2 separate regions of the Homo sapiens genome follow, and region 2 is linked to region 1. The links are chromatin loops, found by intact Hi-C in ENCODE. Cell type or tissue: chondrocyte. All regions are shown on one strand.

What was found. Peaks named below come from ENCODE experiments on the same cell type or tissue, not always from the same donor. Only the 100,000 strongest peaks of a DNase experiment are listed, where the experiment ranks them.
Region 2: it touches region 1 in a loop (2.0-fold over the local background); 49 of 110 quality-filtered maps call a loop at or near these places.

The regions. Positions count from the first base shown.
Region 1 is chr1:93,446,179-93,454,178 of GRCh38, reverse strand. It overlaps FNBP1L (formin binding protein 1 like), which reads right to left and starts at 6,061. Exons shown (of 17, transcript NM_001164473.3): 1 at 5,874-6,061. The coding sequence starts at 5,897. RefSeq lists silencers at 5,904-5,953, 6,893-7,187 and an enhancer at 5,434-6,412. In chondrocyte, CTCF peaks have their summits at 4,942 and 5,315; DNase peaks (open chromatin) are centred at 4,913, 5,598 and 6,088.
Region 2 is chr1:93,300,753-93,308,752 of GRCh38, reverse strand. No RefSeq gene overlaps it. Among named protein-coding and RNA genes, the nearest start is that of CCDC18-AS1, 41 kb to the left of the region's middle. In chondrocyte, a CTCF peak has its summit at 3,925 (motif pointing left); no DNase peak of the experiment used is centred here.

The DNA of each region.
Region 1 (8,000 bases):
AAACATTTATTAAAGACCCTACTAATGTCAGGCTAATCCAGGCAGGATACAGCAATGAATCAGACAATGAATAAGCAATGAGTAAGACACAATATCTGCCCTCTAGGAACCTGTCAGGAACCCCCACCTGCATAACCCTTCTTATTCCAAAACCTAGGTCAAATGACAGTCTTCCTAAAGATTTTCCTGTGATACCTAGAATGAAAAGTCACTTTTCATAGCCCTAAAGTCCATCTATTACTTTCTAGTTGTTTTAGGGTTGCTTTGAGGCTCATGCTGATATCTAATTGATTCTTTTAGTATGCCCCACAAAGCCTAGCTTAGTGCTGAAGCCATAATAGGCATGAAATAAACATCTGTTGAATGAACAAGCATCAGTCCTGTTTACGTGTTTCAGGTGTATTAGATAGACATGGCCTGAACTGAAATATGGAACGGCTTTCACATTCTATAGAACAAAACCTTTACATAACCTTTCCTACCAGTTTTTAATATTCTATAGATATATTCCCCAAGACAGATTTTTTTTTGCTATTGAAGTGAAAATGTTTAAAGATTGAAGATTATTAAATAAGACAGCACTTGTTGATATACACAGAAGGTATTTGACATTTATAAGCCATTACTATTTCTCTTACTATTTCCTCTCTACAAACTAGCTGACAGAGGAAAAAGTTGGTAGAATAGGTTTTTTTAAAGTTTCCAGCCAAAATCATATTTTATAGGTTTATAGGGTGGGGGAAGGAGAGAGAGCAAATATTTTAAGAAAAAGGCAAAGAAAGCAAGCAAATGGAAGTAAATGGAGTATGAGTGGCTATGCAAAGGAGATACTGGTTAGAGGCAGCTCTCTAGCTTCCAACTTATTATAGTCATTATGGAATGGTGACATAAACAGATATCTTGATACCTCTCACTCATCCTCCTTAACTAATAGCAATAACGTCTGTAATACAATGTTGAACACAACAATTTCTACCAACAAAAGGGAATGTAAGATATTTAAGTATTTATACCATGACAATTTCCCTAAGATTTGAATACACAAGAAATAACTATAATAACCGTAATATAAGGTGGTAGTCCCATAAGACAATATCCAGAATGGGTAGTCTGGAGGCATGGGGTTGATAGGAATTGGTCAACAGAGGGCATTCTGGGCAGTGGTATCAATGTAGGGAAGTATTTTGGAGTTTACAGTAAAGTTATATCATCTCAAAGCAACTCTACCTTTTGTCAGGGCAGGGCCAATATCATAAGCCTTCATAAATCTCACCAAACATAACAGTGCTTCCCAAATAATAGACACAAAATTATTGTATTTTTAAAACAAAACTGAATTCCTACAGCAGTTTCACGGCCTTTCATTTACTTTTGGAGAAGCAATTCAGTTTACATTAATAATGAATTTTCTTTGTCAACCTCCTCTAGACAAGCACCCTCCAAAAAATGTGAAGTAAAATTAAAGTCAATATTATAGACAGTCCCAGCTTCTTGAGAGCTTAAGGAAGGACGATTGTGGAGCACAGAGTTCAAGACTGGCCTGAGAATATAGCAAGACCCCATCTCTAAAAATATACATATATATTACAGATATGGTCTAACCAGTAGACTATGAGACCCAATTCCTTTGTTACAGATAAATCTATTAATGTGGCCTAAGATTTCACCAATTATTTAGGCAGTCACATTACCAAGCTATCAATCAAGTAAATTCACCAGAAATTACCTGTAGGTCTTTTCTTCCCCATCCTTTTACCATTTTACTTGACAAAAATGTTTAACCCAAGTAGTAAAACTTAACTTTATAATTTTGGTTTCAGCTTTAGACTTTCTTGAGCTGTTATCCAGATCACCTAACCTATCACCATCTACAAAGGCCTTCAGAACCCTAAAGATACACTTGCTAATTAGTAATCAATACTCTGGGTAATGCAATCAACTATTAATGCAATTGGGCAAAACATGCATGATCACCTACAAGCATTGTCTTGGTCAGTGAAAACAAAGATGAATCCAGCCTTTCTACACTCAAGGACAATCTAGTCACTTACAATGTAAATTTAAGTGCTATATAAAGTGTTATGAAGCCAAGATAATAAAGTATTAAAAGGTTAACACTGAGGATAATACATAAATTATCCACCTAATCTATCACTCAACCCACATTTTTCAGTTTCTTCCAAAAAGATATAAGCTTTGTCAAATGCATTTAGTTAATAATATGATGAAGACCGGGCACGGTGGCTCACGCCTGTAAACCCAGCACTTTGAGAGGCCGAGGCGGGCGGATCACAATGTCAGGAGTTCAAGACCAGCCTGGCCAACGTGGTGAAAACCTGTTTCTACTAAAAATACAAAAATTAGTCGGGCATGGTGGTGTGCACCTGAAATCCCAGCTACTCGGGGGGCTGAGGTGGGAGAATGGCTTGAACCAGGGAGGCTGAGGTTGCAGTGACCCGAGATCGCACCACTGCACTCCAGGCTAGGCAACAGAAGAGACTCCATCTCAAAAATAATAATAATATAAATAATATGATGAAAATAACAATGGCTTTTAAATTACACATTCTTAAACTAAGGGCCAAAGATTATATCGACCAAGAAATTAAGGCATAAAAAAGATTTATATGCACTTATAAATTAAATCAGATATTTGAATCCATCTTCTAACTACCAGACTTGTCCAGCATTTTCCTTGGGTAGCAAATTTTTCAGTAAATCATATGAATGTGAGGTGCTCAGCCATATATTTTTTTCATATTTATACACACATTCACAACCCATACACAGATTTTTTCTGTCGAACTTTAACTAGGTCCTCAAAAACTAAAAACCTATTTCTTAATAAGTAAAACTTATTTACTAAACATAGGTCTTTTCCAATCTCTAATGTCCCTATCTGTTAAAAAAAAGCTAGTAATTTCAAAATCTGTGCTTTGTGAAATTATTAATTCATATTTGGCTATCTGATCCATCCATTCTTGCTATGTAATAAAGAAATGAACACAATAAGCAATGCCTAAGATGTTACCACGCATCCTGAAGAAGTGAAGACAGTATCATCTCTTTCCTTGGTATTACCCAGAATACAATGCAAAACTGTGACTGTAGTATATATTCACTAACTTATTTACTCATTTGGAACACTAGAAATCCCTGTAAGCACAGCTCAAATTTATTACAAGTTAATTCATATCCCCTAACAACTACGCAACCAAAGTCTGACACGATCCACTCAGCACATCACTACAAAAGTCCCCCAAAGTCAGTATTAGAGCCGTTCTATTGAATTCCTTTTTTTCTCAAATTTAACATAAGACTTAAGAAGCATTAAAATAGCAATAAAAATTCCAATGATTGTTACAAGAAACAGACTCAGGTTTAAGTGCATGGCTACATATCATTTTTCTGTAACAACATATTCTCAATAATTAACTCTTTGGGACAGTAATGTGATTCTAAATATGAAATAATAGGAGAACTGGTTTCTAAATCCAAAATTTCGAGAGAATTTCCCAACCTCAAATTCCTCAATGGCAAGAGCACAGTACAGGTTGTTTGTATTACATTACAATCCATTAGAAGTATAATCCTTTTTCAAAACTGAGAACAGTAAAAAGAGGAAGCATACTCAAATTTTTCTAAGGTTTCTTCTAGTCCCAACAATAGTCCTCTACACCAAGTTCTGCTTATCTAAGTTTCAGACACCAAGTTGATATTAGTTCACTCTACATTACTTAGTTTCTAATAAATGTTTCCCTCAAATCCTCAAACTAAAAATCTTAAAATATGGAGATGTATTAAATGTTGAGAAAAATTAAAAATCTTTTTCAGAATTTCCAAAGGACACAAAGCAAATTTTAGTTAGAACAAAAATTCCCATCTCTTCTACAGTTTATCTTTTCAGATTGCTGAGAAACTCTTTAAATGCTGAAAGTAACCAAATTATAGGAGACAGTAGAGGAATGGAATCGTTTCCTTAGGTAGTACCATAAGTTTAAAAAAAAAACTTTTAAAATCACATTTTATTATTCACTAAAATGTTTTTCCTTAAAACTGTTATTCTTTAGTGTGATACAAAGTGAATTTTTTAAAAATCTTAAGAGTTAAATCTAAATAACATGCCTCCACTGTTTTCCTATGTTTACTTTTTAGAAGTATTCTACTTACATTTTAGTTTCCTTTGAAGCACAAGTCATTTAAGTAGGCAAAAGTTAAAATATTTTGTAATTATAAAAACGAATGAATGCACTCTGGTAGGCATGAAAAAAATAAAAAATTTAAAAATTTAAAATAAAACTATACCCATTTCCTTTCATTGATAATTCACTATAATCAATTATAGAATGCACAAAGTGTAAGGGAAAAAGGCCAATAATGCCTGAGAAACTAACCAATGTAAAAGAATTAAACTTTATGTAATTCATTTACCATGCAATCCTCCCCAATATAAGAACAATTAATGCTATCTAAGAAACGGAATGAAGGGGCTCCTAAGGTATTTTCTCTTGGGTGGTGTGTTTTCAGACTGGGTAAGCACTTGTACAGAATGTTGCACAAGAGATTCCTGGCTGGCTAAGTAAAGCATTCACTAGATGGACTCTAAAGTCTCACAGTTCTAAGATTCCCAATCTATGAGTAGACGTGAAAAATAAGAAAACATTTTGCCTTTCAATTAACCCATTGGCTTTCACTCCCACCCTAGCTGGGCACACACATACTCAAAAGTTATTTCTCCCCTTTCTCTGCAGTGATTTCACGAGATCCTCGCGAACAAAAGGCACGGAAAACAGGCACAGGTGGAATAAAAAGGGGAGTGGCTGAGGCCAGGCGGCTCTCGGGACAGCGCCCCCACGCCCCCAGTTCTCCCGGCCGCACCTGAGAAATCACTGCCCTCCGCACCTGAGAAATCACTGCCCTCCACACCTCGACCCTTCCGCGCCGGCGCCAGGAGCAAATTCTCCGACCTATTACCCTCCGCCCGTACCTTGGCCAGACACTGGGCATTGTCTGGAGCCTCCTGTGCCAAAGAAAGGCAAGGAGGAAAGGAAAGGAGAGAACGAAGGAGAAAGAACAAGTGAGAATAAAGAACGGAAAGGGAAGTAAAGCAACAGGGAGACCGTACGCTCCTTTTGGTAAAATTAGCTTCCTCATCGATCACTCGATTTAATTCAGCCCCCAAAACCAACCCACCAGCCCAAAGGCTGCAGCCGGGGGTGGCCAAACCGGAGTCCCTCGAAGCTGTGCCCGCCCGAAGCACTGAGGCAGGGAGAGAGAAATGTGCGTGTGGGCTGGGCCTGGCTGGCCCGAGGCCGGGCTCCGAACAAAGCCGCCTGGGTCCCCATACCTGGGGCGAGGGCTCTGGGCGGCGCCGCCCCAGACGGGCGACGCCCTAGCCCCGCGGACCTGGCCCGGGCGAGGAATCGCGGCCGGTCCCCTCCCCGCCCTCGAACAGCGCCCCTTGGGGACAATGGGCCCCCTCCCCCGCCTCCGGGAGGAGAGATACAAAGGAAGAGAGGAGCCGCCGGGCGCGAAGCCAGGCGTCGGGAAAAGTGAAGGTGGAGGAGGGAGAAGGAACAAGAGGGGATCACGGCGCACGCAGGAGCCCGCGGGCTGCTCCCCCGGCCGTCCCGGGCGCCGCCCGAGCTGCACCACGGCGGCAAAGGCGGGAGCACGGACTAGCGGCCCCCTAGACCCCCGGCCGAGAAGGGAAGAGGAGTCTGCACACAAAGACGAGCGGGACCCTCACCCTCCGCCAGCGCCGGACCGAGGACGGCGGAGCGCGCTTTCACCGCCGAGGGTCCGCGGCGCCCGCCCAACCCGCGCTTCTCAGGGGCCGGGGTCCGTGCGGGGCGCCCCTCTCCCCGACTCACCCACAGCTCCGTGCCCCAGCTCATGGCGGAACTTTCTGGCCGTCTGGCGGTGCCGCTGTCCTTCAGTCTGTCGGCTCCACAGTCTGTCCGACCTCTCACTCGCTGGCCGGCGGGCTAGCAGCTCAGCGGGTCTACCTCGAAAGGTGCCGCCACCGCCGGGCTCCCCAGTGAGTGAGAAAGACGCGACTGGAGAAGCCTCCGCCGCCGACGCGTCCCCGCCTCCCCGCGCTGGGCGGGAGGGGGCCGGGGCCGAGGGGAGGCGGAACGCGGCGCGGGGAGGGGGCGGGGCGCAGTGCATCCTGGGATCGGGGAGGACCTGGGCTAGCCTGGCCACCGCCGGCGGGGTCCCCAAGCGGGCACCTGGTCACCCTCGCTGGCCCCTCTCGCTGGTCGAGTCTCCTCCTGCAGGTACCCCGGAGCTTGGACTGCCCCCACTCCGCTGCCAGTCGGACCCCTGTTTCCAAGATAGAAAGGGAGAGAAGGGAAAAGACCCCCACCGCCGCTATTATCTCATTCCTCCTCTGCGCTGAGCCCCTTTACATGAGGCAATTTTAGTTACCTGCCTTTCCTGCCTCTTGTCTCCTCCACTCGGGAGAAACCTTGACAGGGAAGCGTCATCCAAATCCTAGAGTTTAGACTGAGGAGAGTTGTGTTTTATTTTTTTAAATCTTGATGCTTAAGGTGATCTCTCCTTTCAAGCCTGATGCTTTGGCATGACGATTCTTGGGAACCACCAAAATGTGCACAGGTTGAACAGCAAATGTGAAGGCAACATGTCCCCGATTCTGTCTTTAATTAAATATTTTAATTTTATAAATTCTGTCAGGAAATTATAAAAAGAGGCAGCTCTTCCAGTAATCATTTAGGTATGTTGCCAGCGCACGAGATGGAAGACGTGGACAAATGTGAGCCGAGCTGTCACCTGCGGAAGATGAGAAGGCAGCTTGCCCCATGTCTGGAATGGGCACCTCGTGGGTGAGGGTTGGATGGGAGCCAGATTTTTCTCTGGTAGTGTAAACAGCTTATTCGGAACTTCAGATCTCTTTCACCTCCCAGTATCGGAACCTTGGAGGCAGGTCCACTACTTCCTTTTTTCTCTATGGAGCTACTTCCTGGCCTATCTCCATGGAAAGGCTGTTAGCTAGTTTGGCTGGTGCTACTAGATATCAAGTACGCTGAGCAACTCCCTAACATATGCTTTAGTATTAATAGCTTGTCTCCTAAAGCAAGCAAGCGCACACACACACACTTCAAAACAGTCAACTAGTAGAGTACTCCTCAGTGCGTCATGACAGCTGGGTGTTTTAGGAAGCTCTCCCAACGGGTTCTTTGTCAGCATTGAAACTCCTCCCCTACCTGGCCTGGACAGGTGTTCCAACCTCTTCCGCTTAATCCGTATTCTTTTGCCTAGCTGCGCTCCCTCTTGGAGTTGAGGCCAACAGCCTGAGTTCGCCTGACAGTCCAGTTGCTAATCTTCCTAAATTCTCTGCTGTCCTTTTCTGAGGCCACTTTAAGCATACAAATGCCCTCTTCCAAGTGGGTTATAGCCAATTTTTAAATGCTTAACTTTGTACCATGCAGTGAAAAGCCTGTGAAGGATTGAACAACACTTTCTAACATTTTTCTACATTGCCTCTATTCCAAAATAATTTCTTCGTTTATTTATGTCACCTAACACTGTTAACCGCCTCTCCCATCACTTCCTATCACTCCCTAGAATCATGAATGTATTTTGCAATTGCAAGTAACATTAATTAGTAAGGGGAAATGGATTTTTTTTTTTTTGAGACGGCGTTTCACTCTTGTCACCCAGCCTGGAGTGCAGTGGCGCGATCTCGGCTCACTGCAACCTCCACCCCCCAGGTTCAAGCAATTCTCCTGCCTCAACCTCCCGAGTAGCTAGGATTACAGGCGCCTGCCACCACGCCCAGCTAAATTTTGTGTTTTTAGTGGAGATAGGTTTTCACCATGTTGGCCGGTCTGGTCTCGAACTCCTGATCTCAAGTGATCTGCCCCCCTCAGCCTCTCAAAGTGCTGGGATTATAGGCGTGAGCCACTGCGCCCAGCTGGGAAATGGATTTATTAAATGGGTGTCATTATTTAGCACCACAGCAATACCAAGATTTA
Region 2 (8,000 bases), 150 kb after region 1:
GGGCGCAGTGGCTCATGCCTGTAATTCCAACAGTTTGGGAAGCCGAGGTGGGCAGCTCAAATAAGCTCAGGAGTTTGAGACCAACATAGGCAAAATGGCAAAACTCCATCTATACAAAAAATACACCAAGCGTGGTGGTGTGTGCCTGTAGTCCCATTTACTTGGGAGACTGAGATGGGAGGACTACTTGAGCCCAGGAAGCGGAGGTTGTAGTGAGCCAAGATGGTGCCACTGCACTCCAGCCTGGGTGACAGAATGAGACCCTGTCTCAAAAAAACAAAGAAAGAAAAGAAAAGGTACTTAATATCTTCAAATATTCAAGATCTGAATGAGAAAAATGTAATTTTAGGTCAGGTGTATATAAAAAGTATCCAGCAATTTCATAGCTACTTATCTTCATGGACTGTTTCCTTGGTTGGTTATCTCTGTCACTGTTCATATCACACCGAGGGTTGTTACCTGCTGGCTTTCACATCTTCCTGTTCTTTCACTCATTGACTAGACTTTTCACTCATTTAATCACTGTTTTCAAACATCTCTATGTGCCAGACACTGGAGTAGAGATGCAAGGGTGAGTAAAACACATGAGATCCCTGCCCTTTCATTACATTTAATGAGAAGAGAGACAAAAAAAAAAAGTGGATACTTTCAGATTATGTTAAGTGTTATGAAGAAATAAAACAGGGTAATGGGGCTCAGAATGACTTTGCAGGTGAGAGATAGGTGGCTGGAATATTTTAGATAGAATGGTGAAGGGATCTGAGGAGACAATTTGTACTGACAGCTCTGGGAAGTGAACAAAGAGAAGGAGCCAGCCATGGGAAGAGTTCCAGCCATAGGAAACAATAAGAGCAAAAGCCTGAGACAGAAATGCATTTGACATTAAATGAGAGGGCTGTAAAGCAGGCCTATGTGGCCAGGGTGCAGTGAACAAGGGGAGAGTGGTAGGAAAGCTATGCAGGTCTTAGAGGCTTTGGAAAAGAGCTTCAGTTTTTTTCTAAGAGCGATGGAAAATTATCATAGGGTGTTAAGTAGGGCAGAGATGTGGTTTTGTTTTTAGAAGGCTCTCTGGCTTCTCTAATAGTGGGCAAGAAGATAAACCTGGAAAATAATTAGATGGCCACTGCAGTCATCCAAGCAAGACATGATGACTTGGACTAGGGTGGTAGCTGTCACAGTGGTGAGAAGAGGTTTGATTCAAGTTCTTTTTTACATATGGGGCTGAAAAGACTTGCTGATGGATTGGTTTGAAGGTGGTGAGAGGAAGTACTAGGTGAGTGGGGATGCTTTATTCAAGATGTACAAAACTGGAAAAGGAGAAATTCTGGAAGAAATTCTAGAGAAAAGGAAATTCTGGAAAGACCAATAATTTTTCTCAGTCTTGTTACATTTGAGATGCCTTAAGAAATACAAGTGGAGATGTGAGAAGGCAATTAAATATTCAAGGAGATTAGGGGGGTTGAGTAGAGGAAGAAGTAACCAAGAAGAAACACCAGTGAAATAGGAGGAAAATTGAGAGCATATGGTTACAGAAGCCAACTACAGAATGGATTTTAAATAGGAGGAAATGGTCACCTCTGCCAAATTTAGAGTGGTCAGATAGGAGAGGACTGAAAATTGACATAATCTTTGGCAAGGTCAAAGTCACTGGTGACAGATCTGGTAAATATTATTTCAGCAGATGCAATGAACATATAATTGGAGTGGGTTGAACAGAGAAAGAGAAGTTAGAAAGTAGAGAGAGCAAGTATAGGCAACTCTTGATAAGCTTTACTGTGAAGGCATGCTGAGATAGAGGGCAGAAGCCAGCAAGGATGGAGAGTCTAGAGAGAGTTTAGTCAAGCAAGACAATACTAAGGCATGATGCAGAAAAGAGGACACATAATGGCAGGAGTGAAATCCTCAAATAGGCAGGAGGGCATGGGATCCAGAGCCCTGGAAAGGACAACCTCATTGTGAAAGGAGGGAGAACATGTATTCAGATTCAGGTAGGTTGGTAGATTCGATGGTGGGAAGATATAATTACTGCCTGAGGCTTCTGTTCTTTCAGTGAAGTGTAAATTGAGATCACCAGTTGAGAGTGAGGAAAGATGAAGTGTTGGAGGTTTGAGGAGAGAGGAGATGTGAAATAAATAACTTGGAGAGTCAGAGATAATGTCATATTCATATTTGTATCCCAGCATCCTACCACAGTGCCTGGCACATAGGAGGCACTGAAAAACAGTTTTGAAGAATGACTGAAAGTCAGAATCAGAAAAGAAAGAACAATGATACACACTTAAAACTTACATCTTAATACAAGAATAACATATTTGTAGAATATCTTGGTTTATAAATGTTTTAGCATCTACTTGAATTTACTCAATAAATTCCAGAATACTCGAGGAAGGAGGCATACTTGCAAAAGGTAATTTAAGACAAGATGACCTCTTTACACTTTATTTACAAGAGCACCTTTCTCATTAGGCTGATTTTTTCAAGAGTAAGGAGATGCTGTCTTTTCATCTTAATATTCTCAGGACATGCATTAAATAGTGCCTGGCACAAAATTAAGTGCACAATAATGCTTTTTCGGTTTTTTGTTTGTTTTTGAAACAGGGTCTTGCTCTGTCACCCAGGCAGGAGTACAGTGGTGTGATCACAGTTTACTGCAGCTTCAACCTCCTGGGCTTAAGTGATCCACCCCAGCCTCTCAAGTAGCTGGGACTATAGGCATGTGCTACCATACCCAGCTAATTTTATTTTTTGTAGAGACGGGGTCTCACTATGTTGCCCAGGCTGGTATCAAACTCCTGGGCTCAAGCAATCCTCGTGTATCTCCCAATGTATTAGGATTACAGGTGTGAGCCACCACATGGGCCAGTAATGCTTTTTTGAATAAATAAATGACTATAATCACATGGAGCTTCTAATCTCCAAAGGATTTACAGGCTGAAATAGAAAAGTCTCCAAAAGAATTTAAATACTTCAGGGATGAAAAGCCAAAGTGGATTGATTATAAAGACAAACAGATGCTTTAGGGACATTTTAAGGGAGTCACAATATGCAACCAAACATTTCCACAAAACTTTCTTTGTAACATTGTTTCAAGAATAAAAACCTAAATGATTTTGGGTCTCACTAGCATGGCAATTTTTATATTTGTTTGAGTTTATAGGCTCTTTTGACCTTTTCTCTATAGTAGTAATAGATTTTTGTCCTTTTGCCTAACACTGTGCATTATAGTGAACTACATTCCCAGATACCTTAGAATCACCCATGTTTATCCCTTTCCTCCTCTAGGAGGGCTCTGAGAGATTTCATTTCTGTCCTGCTGATGAAGTCTACGTTCATTCAGGGCCTGCTGTGGAAGACCAGCCCCAAAGGTGTGTTATACTAAGTAGGCAGATTCTATCTCCATCTAATTCCTAAGTTAGGCTTTTCTTACTCCTAGAGTTCTGTATAGCATGGCCTTCTTATTTCTTGTAACATTGCTTTTGGGAATAAAATGTTTGAAGAAAGGAATATAAAGAAGAAAAAATGCTGGGGAATATATAAGGGAAAAAGAACAAAGGTTGAAAAACAGAAACAGAGAAAGGGAGGAAAGATAAATCTGACCACTTTAAAGTCAGTCAGTATACCTACAGACATTCAGTTGAGCAATAAAAGAATGGGATAAACTATGCAACTGAGAAAAAAAATGACAGAGGGGCAGGAAAGACTGGTCATTTTGTCCTGTAATGAAGACCACAGAAGTCATTTTTACGTCAGGGTGAAATAATTGTGGCCATAGCTATCTCTGGTCTCATGTTTATACATCACTACAAATCACAAGTGAGAAATAATATAAACATATTTACTAAGGCTTTACCAAGAACAGTTGGCTTTTCAGATTTAGAAATAGCTCAAAGGGGAAGGAGGTATTACTCAGTCATTATGTGACTGGCACCCTCTAGTGGCTGTTTAGATTTCCTGCATGTGGATCCTAATTGCATTTTGAGGAAAAGACCTTTAGAACAAAAATCCCAATACTCAAGTTATATGTCCTGACATACGGCTTTTTTTCAGTGTGCTTTGGCAGCAAAGCTAAGTTAGAAGTGTAGAAATAGGGGAAGATAGATTATTTGGGTGTAACATACTTTAATTATTGAAAATGAGCTACATCGTTGACAAAATGAAATGGCAGCGAGAGAATAGCAAGAAGTCCATTCAAGGGAAGTTTTTTCTACCCATTTGTCATTGTCTTCATTCAACTCTACAGAATTTCCACATGGGAATTTAACTCTGCAAATGAATCTATATGATGCTATTAATTGATATTTACATATTAATGAATGTACTTGGAAAAATATTATTCAACTAGGAGTCCTTTTCTTACAGTTTATACGTAAAGACCATCCTTTTATTTATGCTAAGATAGCTCTTTGCAGAGCTTGATATTATGTTTTGTGAATTTCCTACTTAATCCAGTGTTAAAAATCTTCGCTTTTATTCTTTACCATTGTCGACCTAAAGGTAGATGCTAAGGCACAAAATATGATTTAAAGAGTTTACTTAAGCTGGGCACAGCTACTCAGGAGGCTGAGGCAGAGGATTGCTTGAACCCAGAAGTTCAAGGCCAGCCTGGGCAACATAGCAAGACCCCATCTCAGGACAAAAAAAAAAAGTTTACTTGAGCCAAGATAAGGACAGTTGTTCTAAAGACTCAGACCCAGTTACCTTGGATATGAGCTCCGTCAGCCTCAGTTACAAGCAAGCTTTCAAAGGAAAAAAAGATAATTAAAAATTATCAGGAGTGGGCTGATAGAAAGTTGTTTGACAGGCCAGGTGTGCTGGCTCATGCCTGTAGTCCCAGCACTTTGGGAGGACGAGGTGGAGGACTTTGAGACCAGCCTGGGAAACACAGTGAGACCCTGTCTGTACAAAAAATAAAAAAATAAGCCAGGCATGGTGGTGGGCACCTGTATCCCCAGCTACTCAGGAGGCTGAGGTGGGAGAATTGCTTGAACCCAGGAGGTTGAGGCTGCAGTGAGCTCAGATTGTGCCACTGCACTCCAGCCTGGGTGACAGAGACCCTGTCTCAAAAAATAATAATTTAAAAAAAAGTTGTTTGACAGGAATTCTCATTGGTTTACAGAGATAACATTAAGTGTTTGACTGTACATTGTTGAACGATACGATATGAGTTCTGGTGTCCAGCTGTAGCATTTCATGGCTTCTTGGTGTCAGCCTCGGGCCCACGTAGCAGGTGGCATCAAGAGACAATTATTTGGCCAAGTGCAGTGGCTCACACCTATAATCCCAGCACTTTGGGAGGCCAAGCAGATGGATCACTTGAGGCCAGGAGTTTGAGACTGGCCTGGCCAATATGGCAAAACTCTGCCTCTACTAAAAATATAAAAATTAGCCAGGTGTGGTGGCATGCACCTGTAGTCCCAGCTACTCGAGAGGGTGAGGCATAAGAATCTCTTGAACCCGGGAGGCGGAGGTTGCAGTGAGCCGAGATCACACCACTGTACTCCAGCCTGCGTGACAGAATGAGACACTATCTCAAAAAAAAAAGAAAAGAAAAGAAAAGAAAAGAAAATATAAAAGAAAAAAAAAGACAATTATTTAGCCCAAGGGGAAGTGAAGTGAAGTAACTGCTGTTTCATTCTAATGCCTGTTTGGGCCTGATAATTTAAAAGGGCTTACATTCCTAAGATAAAGTCTCTTTTCTTCTTTTTTTACATTGTTTTTAGTGATCAGGAAAGAGTAGTATGTTTGATATAGCGACAATAATCCAAACTGATCATGAGATAACTAACCATGTTGTGAGTTGTTTGCTAGCCTAAGGCATTATTCAATAGCCAAAAGCAAGCTGTGGTATTGACAAGATCCTTTCACTGTTGCACTTCTGGTACTGTAAAGAATGGACTAGATCCGGGCAAGTAAAAAGTTAGCTGGCTGTTTTGTTAGTCCAAGGGAGAGAGGATGCAAACCTAACCTAGAGCATTGGCACATAGGATGGAAAAGATGGGTTAGACCAAAGATATTTCTGAAAGAGAATTTCAAGATTAGTAACTGAATATGAAAGGAGTGAGAGGGGGAGGAATTAAGAATAACTCTGAGATCTCCGGCTTGGGAAAATGGGTGGATGATGACACCATTAACTAAGAACAGGAATATAAGATCATTTGTATTTGTACAAATACAAATTTGGAATTCAAGGTTAAGATTGGCATTTGAGAAACAGATTTGGGAATTAATAAATGAAGCTATGAGAATAGATAAGGCCATCAAGGAAGCACACTGGAGAAAAAGGAAGAGGTCCAAGGAAAGCAGTGCAACATCTAAAGGCAGCGAGAAAGCCCAAAATAAGAATTATCGGAGTGACGGGAAAATGGCATTTGAGAAGATCACAGAAGAGAGAGCATCAAGGCATGGTAGTCTACAGTGTTAAATGGGGCAGAAAAGTCAAGTAGACTGCAGAAAAAAAAGCCAGCCGTTTTGCAATGAATTCAACAGGTTAAAATAACTACCACTTGTAGAGGAGGAAAAAAACTTTTCCCTATCCTCTTAGGTTCAGTACCTGGGGCCGTACAAATTAAACTAGCAAAAGACAGATTAACAAAAGTGAAAAGTTTATTACATGAGCCTATTGGAGCTTCATAGAAAAGTTGTGAAAGCCTCCAAAGGCCAGTAGACCCAGAGGCTTACATATCATTTTAACAAAGTATGGACAAAGGGATTTTGAACTTGAGGTGAGGGATAGGTTGTGTGGGAAGGAGACTTACTCAGATTTAAGTCATCTCAGGTGATGAGAGTTGTCTCCAGAGTTGGTATCCTCTTTCTGGTACCAGAGAGGAGGATACCTTTATAAATAGAAATTGCCTTTACAAAAATAGAAATTTATACTCTGCTTTTAGAACTTTTTCTGCATCTTCTGTTCCTCAGTTGCCTTCAGCTCAAAGTAATCATTATGCCAAAGTGACATATTTTGGGGAGGCTTCCTCTGATCTCCCTCACATTTGAAAACAAGCAAAGTTTCTCTCAGAAAGCAAATAAATATACTGATATAATATAGGCCAAAATGAATCCTAAAAGCTTGTCAAAATTCTTTTATTTTACTAAAGTTTAGATGTAACAAATATGTTTGCCTGGCTCCTTTTATACACACACATACTCTCTGTCTCTGTCTTTTCTAGACCAGAATTTAATCTGTATTAAACAGAGTTTAAACTGCTTTTATTTCAACATGAGGAGGTGGCTTATTGAGCTATTTAAAGAAAAATGACTTGAACCAAAAGCCTTCTGTCTTTCTAACTACTCTCAACAGACTGACTATTGTAAAATGTTGAGCCTATTAACTTCTCAAATGAATCACAATATAAGAGGATATCCAAACACAATAAAGTGAATGGAATTATGGTCAGACTATGAAAATATTATTGAGAAATACATTTAAATCACTAAACACTTAGCTGATTTGGTTATCACGTTAAAATGCTTCTACTGTTGTAGAACATTTCTCTTTAGTCCACTTAAAGATGAGAAAATTGGCATATTGTATAGGAGCTTACTGAAATGCCTGCATTGCAATAATACTATTGGCATCAAGAGAGATTTATCTCAAGTCTTAAATCTCAGTTGGGTAAATTTTGTTTTATAGGTTTTCATGCCCCACCCCAGACTTATTGAAACGGGATTTTTGAAAAACTGTTAATCTATGGTTTGTCAGTACAGGTACATAAATATTAATAAATCCAGACAATATGCGGGGTTTATTAAAAAAAACAACTGAACAGAATAATTTTGAAGAATTGGCTAAACCCAGATGAAATAATTAGAAAAGTATTTTAAAACAAATCCTACACAGAACCACATTTTTTTTTTTTGAGATGGAGTTTCGCTCTTGTTGCCCAGGCTGTAGTGCAATGGCATGATCTCTGCTCACCACAACTTCTGCCTCCTGGGTTCAAGTGATTCTCCTGCTTCAGCCTTCCGAGTAGCTGGAATTACAGGCATGTGCCACCATGCCC